Linked DNA regions of Homo sapiens: region 2 is linked to region 1. Evidence: chromatin contacts called from ENCODE Hi-C data. All regions are on one chromosome and are shown on one strand. Each heading gives the region's core, a stretch centred on a gene start or an enhancer-like site at or near the end of the contact. The rest is flanking DNA. Distances are from core to core; before and after follow the strand shown.

What was found. A loop is a pair of places that touch in the nucleus more often than their neighbours do. Pooled maps may share reads with other maps.
Region 2: a loop to region 1 is called in a pooled map, with 10 times the contacts of the local background. The contact joins the promoter of CSNK1E here to the promoter of PDXP-DT in region 1. A Hi-C loop is called at or near these places in 5 of 50 pooled maps.

Annotation. Positions count from the first base shown.
Region 1 is chr22:37,655,692-37,661,208 of GRCh38, reverse strand. PDXP-DT (PDXP divergent transcript) reads left to right here and starts at 2,832. Exons shown (of 6, transcript NR_109952.1): 1 at 2,832-2,954. It overlaps PDXP (pyridoxal phosphatase), which reads right to left and starts at 2,486. Exons shown (of 2, transcript NM_020315.5): 1 at 1,853-2,486. The coding sequence starts at 2,426. SH3BP1 (SH3 domain binding protein 1) reads right to left here. Exons shown (of 18, transcript NM_018957.6): 18 at 5,092-5,517. RefSeq lists enhancers at 261-771, 772-1,283, 2,110-2,611, 2,800-2,849, 2,860-2,929 and silencers at 1,990-2,099, 2,300-2,609.
Region 2 is chr22:38,314,476-38,319,992 of GRCh38, reverse strand. CSNK1E (casein kinase 1 epsilon) reads left to right here and starts at 2,560. Exons shown (of 11, transcript NM_152221.3): 1 at 2,560-2,833. All of the region lies in intron 5 of TPTEP2-CSNK1E (TPTEP2-CSNK1E readthrough), which reads left to right. RefSeq lists enhancers at 216-1,120, 4,922-4,971, 4,992-5,161, 5,232-5,291 and a silencer at 2,843-3,232.

The sequences.
Region 1 (5,517 bases), core at 1,583-4,082:
TGAGACCAAAGGGGTCTGGATTCCACAGACGCCTGCAAGGCAGGTGTGGGCAGGGCCTGGTTTCTCCCTAGCTCCTTGACAACCAGCCTTCCTGAGCCCTGGGGAACCTCTTAACCCACAGCCTTAACCTGAGCCTTGAGGCCTCCTGGGAAAAACTTTTCATAGCATAGCCTAAGGCAGGCAGGAGCTGCTGCCGCTGACAGCCCTGACCAGAGAGCCCTCAACACAGACTTATAGGGAAACTGAGGCTGAGGTGAGCCCGCCCACATACCAAGCAGGTGTGCAGCACAGCCAGGAGAGGCCAAGGACTACAGAATCCCTCTCTGCCATGCCATAACACTGGGTTTACATCTCCTGGTGTATTATCACTGCCCTGCATCATGCCTCCTCCAGGAAGTCTTCCTAGGTGCCCCTGGCACTAGGCCCTGCTCACCACCCCACCATAATCCTGTGTCTACTTCTCTCCACTCAATACCATCCTGTACCCCCAGGATTTAATATCAATGACTGTCCGGGTCAGTGGCCAACAGAGACGGAGTGACAGAGATCTGTCCACGGCCCCAGTATACTGACTGGGCTATTAACCTGTCCACACACACTGACCACTGCCAATTAGCCTCTGCTGCCACCTGCTCTTGTCTAACGCAAACCCTCCACAATGGAGGAGCCTCCTTTTGCTTCTGCCTCCCCTGCAGGGCTGAACTCGCAAGATGACAGCAGTGAAGACTGCCCTGGAGGTCGGTGTCACAAAGGCCAAATTCAGGTTCCCGCGCTCTATCACTCTGCCAGAGAGTTGCTGGCAGAATTCTGCCCCACCCATCATTGGGGTGCGGTTGGAGGGTTGGAGGGGAAGCCTGCGAGGACTGTCCCTACTTGTGAGGGCTGAAACACCAATTCCCAGAGGCAGGATGGAGGCAGGTGTGTGGGGACACAGGAGGTGGAGGGGCTCACTATATCTGTTCTTGGGCAGCTCACTTCCCTTCTCTTAGTCTCAGTTTCTTTCCTCTTCTTTTAGAGATAAGGTCTCACTATGTTGCCCATGCTGAAGTACAGTGGCTTTTCACAGATGCAATGATAGCACGCTACAGCCTTGACCTCCTAGGCTCAAGCAATCCTCCCGCCTCAGCCTCTCGAGTAGCTGGGACTACAGGCTGTTGCCACTGCATCCGGCTGCCTCAGTCTCTTTACTTGAGAAATGGGACAATAACTTCCATCTCCAGAGTAATTTGGAAACCAAAGAAGAACACACACAAAGCTGTTTCATTAAGTTCTCTGTAACATGGGGGACTCTGGCTACAACTTACATCATCTGAACACCTACTATGTGCCAGGCACTCACCCTGATCACCGTCACCGGGCATGCTGAGCACTGCCATTTCTCACCCAGGCAGAGATGCTTGGAGGTTATGTAACTGAACACGATTACACAGCTGTGAAGCTGGAGCTGGACCTGGAACTGAGGTCAAACTCCACCGCCTTTGCTCCCCACACACCTGCCTACACCCTGCCTCTGGGAATGGTGTTTCAACCCTCACACAGGGGGACAATCCTCCCAGGCTTCCTCTCCAACCCCACCCCGATGGTGGGTAGGGCAGAATTCCGCCCAACTCCCTAAGTTACAAAGGGCCTCAGTTTCCTCATCTGTCCAACAGGGACCACACTGCTGCGCCTCACAGGATGACGGCTACAGGGATCAACCGCCCCCCACACCAAAGCACCCTGGGCCTCCCTCGCACTCTCCTGTTCCCCACCTGCCACCTGGAGACGCCTCTTCCCCGCCCCTCACCCTTAGGCGTGGAGGCGAATGCGCAGGTCGCCCCCATCTCAGTTTCCCCGCCATTCCCGCGCTCACCAGGGGTCCGGCTGCCGTCGCTCAGCGGGTGCCATGGGTCACGGTCGGTGGCCACGAGTAGGCACTCGGGGTCGCGCAGGTGCGCGCACGCCTCCCTCAGCTTGGCGAAGGAGAAGTGCTCGTCGTAGCCCACAAGCACGGCGCGCACGCGCGGGGCCGCGCCGTCCCCCGCGCTCGGGTCCCCGGCCAGGCGCAGCCCCGCGGCGCGCAGCTCGGCGCGCAGCCCCTCGCCGCCCAGCACGAACACGGCGCCCGGCGCGTCCGGAGGCCCGGGCAGGCGCTGGCGCAGCAGGCGCGCGGCGCACAGCGCGGAGCTGAAGAGCTGCTCGGCGCGCAGCCCCCCGAAGCCGAGGCGCGCGAAGCGCAGGGCCAGCTCGGGCCGCGCGCGCCGGCTGTTGTTGCTCACAAACAGAGCCGCCTTGCCGGCCCGCGCCAGCCGCTCCAGCAGCTCCGGGGCGCCCGGCACGGCGCGCTCGCCGTTCCACAGCACCCCGTCACAGTCGAACAGGACCCCCTGCGCCCGGCCCAGCACGTCGCGCAGGGCCGCTCCGCGCAGCCTCTCGCAGCGCGCCATGCAGCCGGCCGGCCGCCGGCCTCCCGCGCCGCGCTCTCTCCGCGGGCACGGCGCGCTCTCCCTGGCACGTTCCACGCAGCCGCCAATTGGCGCGCTGGAAGGACCGGGGGGCGGGGCGACGGCGTGGCCTGCAGCCAATGGGGGCGAGAGTCTGGGAGAGGAGCGAAGCCGCGAGCTAACGGAACTTGGAGAGAGGGGCGGATTCGTGGCCAACACCGAGGGGAAGGGACCAATGAAGAGCTAGCTTGATCCTTCTCCCCGTCCCTGGTTCTGCTGGACCAGTCGCCGCCGAGTTTCAACGCCGACTACACTCTTACGCGGTGGGAGACTGACGCTCTTCTTAACCAATAAGAATCTACAAACAAAACGCGAAGCGAAAGGCCCCGTGCCCTCCAGCCAATCAGAAGCTTAGGCGAGCTGGTTGCTGGGAGAAAAACAGATGTTAAATGAACTGCCTTTGGGTCGAATCTCATTGCCCCCTGAATCGTGGACGCTCCAGTTCAGAGCGAAGTCCCAAGAAACGTGTGTGTACGATGGGGTACGAGGCACATGGTGTCTTCTTGGGTGCTGGAGCCCTCGGTCTAGACCAGTAGTTCTTCACACTGCGTTAGAGTCCCCTGGGAACTTATTTTCAGATATCATTTACATATAGTAAAATGCATAGATCTTAAATGTACAGTTCAATGTCTTGACAAATGCTTTTGAAATCACCGATGTGTAGCAGGACAGATCCTCATGTAAGTGTTTTGGGTGAAGACTGGGCATTTTTTGGTTTGTTGGTTAGTTGGTTTAATTCCAGGGATTCTACCGTGAGCTAGGATAGGGTAGGGAAGCACTGGGCTAGAGGCTGGTAGGCTGTCACTGCAGCACGCCCCGGGAGGGCAGGATCCAGAATGGTCGTGGCCAATTGCCCAGAATAGTAATGGGGTGACCCAGGTTGGCTGGGTCCCTGTCTTAGGGAGGAGGCCTTGTGATCTGGAAGCAACCACAGGTCTTGGGACCTTTGAGGAGCCACTGGTCTGCAGTGTGGGGATGAATGAATTGTGAGCTGTGGTGTCACAGTTTTGAAGTTGTCTGCCAACTTCAGATAAGGCTGTGACCCCCAGGAGCAACTGGAGCTCCAACGACTTGGGAAAAACTGTACCTTGTACCCAACCTTGGAAGCTCAACTAGCTCCTATTCCCCAAGTGCCCTAAGCCTTTTGCTCCTGGCCTTTGCATAGATAGTCTCCTTGGCCTGAATGTTCCTTTTTCCTTTAAAAATTTCACCTTCAGGGCCGGGCTCGGTGGCTCACGCCTGTAATCCCAGCACTTTGGGAGGCTGAGGTGGGCGGATCACGAGGTCAGGAGATCGAGACCATCCTGGCTACGGTGAAACCCCGTCTCTACTAAAAATACAAAAAAAAAAAAAAAAAAAAAGAAAAAAATTAGCTAGGCGTGGTGGCGGGTGCCTGTAGTCCCAGCTACTCGGGAGGCTGAGGCAGGAGAATTGCTTGAACCCAGGAGGCGGAGCTTGCAGCGACCTGAGATCGTGCCAATGCACTCCAGCCTGGGCAACAGAGCGAGACTCCATCTCAAAAAAAAATAAACAAAAAATAAAAAATAAATAAAATAAATAAAAATAAACAAAATTCACCTTCAGGTCAGCTCCTGAAAGACTTCCCTTAAATATCACCTTCTCCAGGAAGCCGTTCTTAACCACCCACCCCATACCATGAGTCTAGGTTATATGGCCACCCCTAACTTGGCTAATATGGGCTCCCAGTGCAATGACACTTGATTTTTTTTGTTTTTGAGACAGGGTCTTACACCGTCACCCAGGCTGGAGTGCAGTGGCATGATCACTGCTCACTGAAGCCTCCAACTCCTGGGCTCAAGCGATCCTCCTGCCTCAGCCTTCCTAGTTGCTGAGACTACAGGCACACGCCACTACACCCAGTTAATTAAAATTTTTTTTTTTGTAGAGACAGGGTCTCACTATGTTGTCCAGGCTGGTCTAGAACTCCTGGGCTCAAGTGATCCTCCTGCCTCAGGCTCCCAGTGCTGGGATTATAGGCATGAGACACCGTGCCTGGCCAGACACTTGATTCTAATGGTTGCTTCTGCCTGTCTGTTTGGGAACTCTTTGGGTGTAGGGTTAAGTCTTGGAGCTAGCTCAGGGCCTGGCACAGAGCAGATTTAGGGAAGGTTTGAGGACAGATCCATCCCTGCTCCTTGGGGAGGCTTCCCAGCCTCCTCCCGGAAGGAGAGTGAGGGGTCCAGGAAACAGTGGGAGCGGTAGGGGCTTCTGTGGGCCAAGGGTGGTGCTTTGGTTTTCAATGGAGAGCAATACCTCTGTGGAGGGAATTGTTATAAAGTTTCACAAATGAGGAAAAGGGATACCAAGAAGTTAAGTAAATTGCCCAGAATGTGAGGGACAAGCCAGGCTTTGGAGTCAGACCTAGGCTCTAATCCCAGGCCCCTGCCTGACTGCCGTGTGACCTTGGCAGGTCACTTCTGTCTGGGCCTCAGTCTCCTCACTGCTAAGAGGTAATGGTATTTCCTGCAGTAGGAGAAGATTAAGTGGAAATCATCCACAGAACAGCACAGCATGTAGTGCAGAGAAAGCTCTAAAAATGTCTGCTGTGATCTCACTTCAGACAGGAAGAAAGGAGGCAAAGAATATGTATTGTTTTCCCCTTTATAAAATTGGCTTCTTTATTTCAAGGACAGAAAATAAAACTATCATTTGGGCAGCTGCTCCAGTTTTGTCCAAAATAATTTATTTACCAGCCTTACAAAAAACATGTCGGCAAGAGAAGAATCAGTCCCGTAGGAGCAGGCAAACCTCTCCTTCCTTCCGGTGGCTCCCCTAGGACCTGCCGGAGAGTGGAGAGTCCGGTGGGGGGGTCCCCAAGCCCAGGGTGGACGAGGAAAAGGTCAGGAAATAGAGGATTGTCCTGAGCCCTCCTGGCCATGGGGGCCGACCCAGTGGGCACTGAGGCACTTGTGGGCAAAGGCTGGAGGCCCATGCCCCTTTGTGGGGGGCGAGAGCTGTCCTGGGAGGGCCAGGTGGGGAGGGAGGGGGTGCTGAGGGCTGCTTAGGGAGAAAC
Region 2 (5,517 bases), core at 1,311-3,810, 660 kb before region 1:
GTAAGGTTTTGTTTTTCACTTTGGACCAGTCTCCCCTCCTCAGCTGGGTTTTGTGTCATGGTTTGCCTTCCCTTATAGCTTCACTGCAAAGCTCTTTGGAAGGGCCCACACACAGGTCTTCCAGGGATAGGAAGGACAAGGACTTGGGCCCACAACTCAGGCAGTGGACAACAGCATGTCCTTCCAATGGCAAGGCAGGGAGGCTCCCTAGCAGGCCTGGGGATGAGCCGGGCTCCTCAGCCTGGCTGGCCCAGGGAACTGAGCAGGATCTTAACTGGGGCAGGGGGTGGGGTGGGGGTGCTGGGGTGGGAGGTGTGGTTACAAGTCCTGAATGCAGAGGGGAGAACGTGAACGTGCTGCAGTCAGACCTGGCGATCTGGCTGGGTTAGGAAGGGGCAGGGGGTCTGTTCCAGCCAGGCCCAGTTTAAGGGAGAGGTTGATCTGTGCCCTTAGGCAAGCACTGGGAGGAGCCTGATTCCTTCTCTGAAAGAATACAGTGTAATCTGTTGTTGTTTGAGAGGATTAAATGAGATAACAAATAACCTCCTCTCCCAGGGCTGGTTGCCTTGAAAGTGCTGAAGAAGAGGAGGGCTTTGGGAAGCAGGGCCCAGGTTGGAAGGTTAGGGGTGGTAAGGACTGGAGGACACAGGGGCAGACTTCACCCCCTGCTCAATTGTGCCCAGGCCTCTCTGCCTGGGCTCATGTGAGGAAAGAAACAAAATGGGTGGCGGTGGGGTGGCGCTCAGGCCGGCTGAGAACTTGGGCCCAGAGTTACCGGATCTCCTAATGCCCCCAGAGAAACAGGGAATCTGGATCTGAAATATGAAATCTTCCAGTTTTAAAACTTTGGGGAGTGGCCAGGCATGGTGGCTCACGCCTATAATCCCAGCAGTTTGGGAGGCCGAGGCAGGCGGATCACTTGAGGTCAGGAGTTCCAGCCCAGCCTGGCCAACCCCGTCTCTACTAAAAATACTGTGTGGTCCTGGGCAAAAATTAGCCAGGTGTGGTGGTGCACATCTGTAATTCCAGCTATTCAGGAGGGAGGCTGAGGCTGGAGAATCACTTGAACCCAGGAGGCAGAGGTTGCAGTGAGCCGATATTGAGCCACTGCACTCCAGCCTGAGCCACACAGCGAGACTCTATCTCAAAACCAACAAAAACAAAAAGCAAAAAAAAAAAAAAAAACTTTGGGGATTAATTAACAAAACAACAACAGAAAGCACCGCGCAGGCCAAGTAAAGCCCACCACCTGGCTGGTGACCCCCTGCTCTGGCAAAGGTGTCACTGAAGGCAGGCCCTCCTGGGAGGAGGCTTCTCACTCTCCTGCTCTTGGAAATGGGCTCTAGATAGACCCAGTTTCCTGGTGATCGCTGGGAGAACAGAGCTGTCCTGTTGGGCTTTGTGGTCCTGGGCAAAGCCCTTCCCCTCTCTGGGCCAGTTTCCTGGCCGGCGAAAGGACTTAGTCTGTGGGGCTCCTGCCCGTTTGGACACGTGTGTGACTCAGTCCCTCAGCCTCGAGGAGGGAAGATACGGCTATTATAGAAGTGACTCCTCCCAGGAACTGTGCTTCCGGGATTGGACGCAGGGCCTCAGGCATTTTGCGTGTCCACAGTCACAACTGTGTGAATATAGGTGTGTCATAATTGGAAGCTTTGCATGGCTCAGTGTAAATATCATCACTTTAATGACTTTGTTCTGCAACCTTTCATCGCGGCTCTGCATGCCGGTAGAAGCTTTTATTAATTCTGTGACCTGGGGAGGACAGGGTCCTTCCTCCCATTTGCTGTTTAAGGAAACCCAAGCTCAGAGCTGGGAGGTGGCTTGGCTAAACGTGCACCACTCGGAGCCCAGACTCAAGTGTCGGTGCTTTGGTACTTGTGGCACCCCTCCTTCAACAGGGGAGAATGAGGTTGGGATCTGAGGGGTCCTCTCTGTGCCCATCACAGTTTGAGCTTCAGGGAAAAGAAGAAGAGGTCTTTGCCCTTCGTTTTTCCACGGGAGGAGAATGTATGAGCCCAGGCTACCTTTCTGGGCCTTGTGTCGACATCCCTAGCTGTCTCCTCAAATCTCTTGCCCTGAATCAACCTGGCCTGTGTTCTCTGCGGCACTCGGAACCTGGAGGCGGACTGAGCCTCCAGCAGTCTAACATCTTTTGCAGTGTCGTGAATAGCCGCCTGTTTTCGCAGGGGCCCAGTGCTCTGCCTGGAGAGGAGAGAGATCCTGGCAGGCGGGGAGAGGAGACTTTGGGTCTAGACCCTCCCCTCCCATCCCCTCACCTCCGCTTTTTGTGCGCCCTCCTCTTCCCTCTGTCCCCCCCGCACCCCGTCTTTTCCACCTGTGCCCTGGACTGCATTAGGGTGTCAGTATCTGTGTGCTCCCCCACCCCCACGCGTAAGCCCGCGCGCCTGCACTGAGGCTGGGGAACTGCGTCTCGCAGCTGCGGCCCCCAGCGCGGAGGGCGCGGGCCCTTTAAATCCTCCGGGGCGGCGGCGGCGGGCCGGGGATGACATCAGCGGGCGGGCCCGGGGCTCAATGGGAGCCGGCGGGCGCGCGCGGTGCGAGAGCGCGCGAGCCGGCGGCGGGGGCGGGCGGGCGGGCAGGAGGCCGGGAGGAGGGAGGCGGCGGCGGCGGCGGCGGCGGCGGCGAGAGCCCAGAGCCAGAGCCCGGCCGGGGCCGAGCGGAGCGCGGCGGCGGCGGCGGCGGCGGCGGCTGGGCCGGGAGAGGCTGGCGCGCCGGGCGGCTCCGCGAATCCTCCGGCATCCGCCCCGGCGGGCCGCCCCCGCCCGCGGCAGCCCCCCGAGCAGTGGCCCGGCATCGGCGCCTTCCCGGCGGGGTAAATATCGGGGGGCCGCGGGCCCGCGGAAGGGTGCAAACCTGGGGGGAATCGGGCTCCCTCAGCCTCTTTGTTTTTGCTGGAGAGGGAGGGAAGGGAGGGCAGACACACGCGCGTTCGCGCTGGGGTGTAGGGGGGGCAGCCCGGGCGCCGCCCGCTCGGCCCGGCGAGGACAAAGGCGCGGCTGGGGACGAGGAGGAGGGGGCCTGTTATTTTGCAGGCTCGCGGGGGAGGCCCCCCGGCCGGCCTGCCTCCGCTTCCCCCCGCTGGGCCCTCCGAGGCCCCGGCCGGCCAGGCGGCCACCCCGGCTGTGATTTGGGGACGCTGAGGGAGGGGGCTTGGGGTGCTGGGCGCCGGATACTGTTGATTCGGGCCCGCGTAGCGTTTCATCGGACAATCACCGGCGCCCCCTGCTCTCCCGGCCCCGGCGCCCGGACCTGGGGGTTCGCAAGGCTGCGCCCGCTCGTTGGATGACGGGCGTTTGGGGGTCCTAAGGTGAAGAGGTGTGTGGTCACCAGGCCACTGATTTGTTTTTCTTTGTGGAGAGAAAGAAAGGGGTGGGGGTTATTTGTCGGATCGGATTCTCCCATTTTTGTGTGAGAGATTGATGTCTTGCAAGTCTCTAAGGAACGCAAAACAGTGTCTGGGTGTCGTTAGAGGATTCCCAAGCTCTTGTTAATACCCTAACTCGAAGTGGGGTGAGCCCCCTCCCCAACTTTTCCCTTAGTTTTCTTGCATATTTTCTTCCTGGCATAGCCTCCTTCCTGGAGAAGGATTTGGAGAGAGGAGAAGGGGACACAAGTGTCTCAAGTTGCTTCCAAGCAATGCCTGTGTTTGGGTCTCCTTTGCCTTCGTTTCTATGATGTCCCTTCAATTTTTATTTTAATCGTCCGAGGGACAAGGGCCCCGGCTCAGGGGTAGGCGATGGTGTTCGGGGAGTAAGAAGCACTGCCCGTGTGCCATGCTGGTTGGTAGTTTGTCTAATTTTTTTAACCTGCTGAAACTCTTGAACCTTTATATCCACTTTTCCCCCCACTTTGTTTATCTCCCCCCCTCCCCCATGGGAGAAGCAGCAAAAGAACTGAAAAGCCTCTCCATTCCTGAATGAAGCTTTTCTGCTCTCCTCTGGGAGGCTTTTTGGGTATTGGTGCCGGGACAGTCTAGGCTCCCCCAGGGACCTTGGACCCCTGGGGTGTTGGGGAGCGACTGGGGGTCTGGGTGGCTGGCACATAGCAGTCAGGGGGTCCTGAAGGGCTTGCCCCTTCCCGCTCTCGTTCTCTGCAGACAGCCGGTGAGTGGGGAGAGACTGGGGGGTCATGTGCAGTATATTTATGTAAGACACCCAGACAGAGGGCACGGGTATTTATATAACCCGGCGTGGGTATTTATGTAATATAGGATGCGGGTATATTTATGTTCCTTTCCTAACCTGCGGGTTTCCTGGCTGCCATGTGTGGTCTCTGAATTGGTGTTGGCAGAAAGTGGACTGAGGTGTTGGGGGGGGGTTGCGTGCACACCCCCCCTTACCCCCCAACAGGGCTCACTGTGTGTGCCTGCTTTTCTTTCTTCCGTTGGAGTGTACACACTCGGGAAGCTGGACGTGTGTGTACGTGGGATGTGTGGCGTGTGGGTTTCCTGCAAACGTGGACTGTGTTCCCCTGGCAGCGTGGCACCTCAGCTGAGACAGGCCAAGCATATGGGCAGCGGCCCTTGATTGAGAGCCCAGAGTTTGGCCAGCTCTGGTGGAGGTCCCTGCCTCGTGGTTATTGGTGGAGGGCTGGTGAGCTCCTTGGGAGCCAGGTGCCGGGGTTCCCTGTCTCTCCTGGGATCTGCCCACTGTCCCTGGAATCCATCTCCCTCCCAGGCTGGCCTGGTTGTTGGGGGCAGCACTTGGCACGGGCAAGGGGCTGATCTTCTGTGCCAGCACAGCTGCTCTGCAGTCTTCCTGTTTTGCCCTGTTTGTGAGTGTGGGAGACCACCAGGTGGGACAGCCGGAGCCCTGTCCTCGGCGAGGCTGTACCATCTGCAGGGTGGTGTGGGACAGGTGGCATGGCCTCTGTGAGCCTGAGTACCCTGTCTGTGAAAGGAGTTCCCTCTTGCTAGTCCTTGATGCTGGTCCTCTTGTAAACACCCCTCCCCCTGTTTACTGCAGTCCCTGGTCCCTGTCCCCACGGCAGCACTGCCTCCAGGCCTTCAGTTTCCTCCTCTGCTGACCAGGAACAGGGTGTCCGGACTTTTGCCCCAGGCCAGAGCAGAGGGGTCCCTCCTCTGCCCCAGGCCAGAGCAGAGGGCTCCCCCCTGGCCCTGAGGAAGGAGAGAAGCTGCTCACATCAGAACTCCTCCTCCCACCCATCCGGGGCAGGCGGCTAAAACCCTGGCTCAGTCCCCTTTGTTGTTCTATGAGGGCCCTCTTAGGAGACCCTCCTAGTCTTAAAGGACGCCAGCTCCAAACAGTTTATCCAAGCGGCTATGGGCCTCCGTGTGAGGTCTTGGTGTCATGACGTAGAGATGGGGAGGTGGCTGGAAGGTGGATGGTCGAGGGCATTCTTTTCTGCCTTCCCCCCAGTAGGGGATGCGACTTTCTCCTGCAAGGCGTGCTGGGCACTGGCGAGGTCTGGCCTCTGGGCAGGGGCAGTACTTGGGAAGACCAGGCCAGGCTGTGGGAGCCTGGGGGGTAGGAGGTG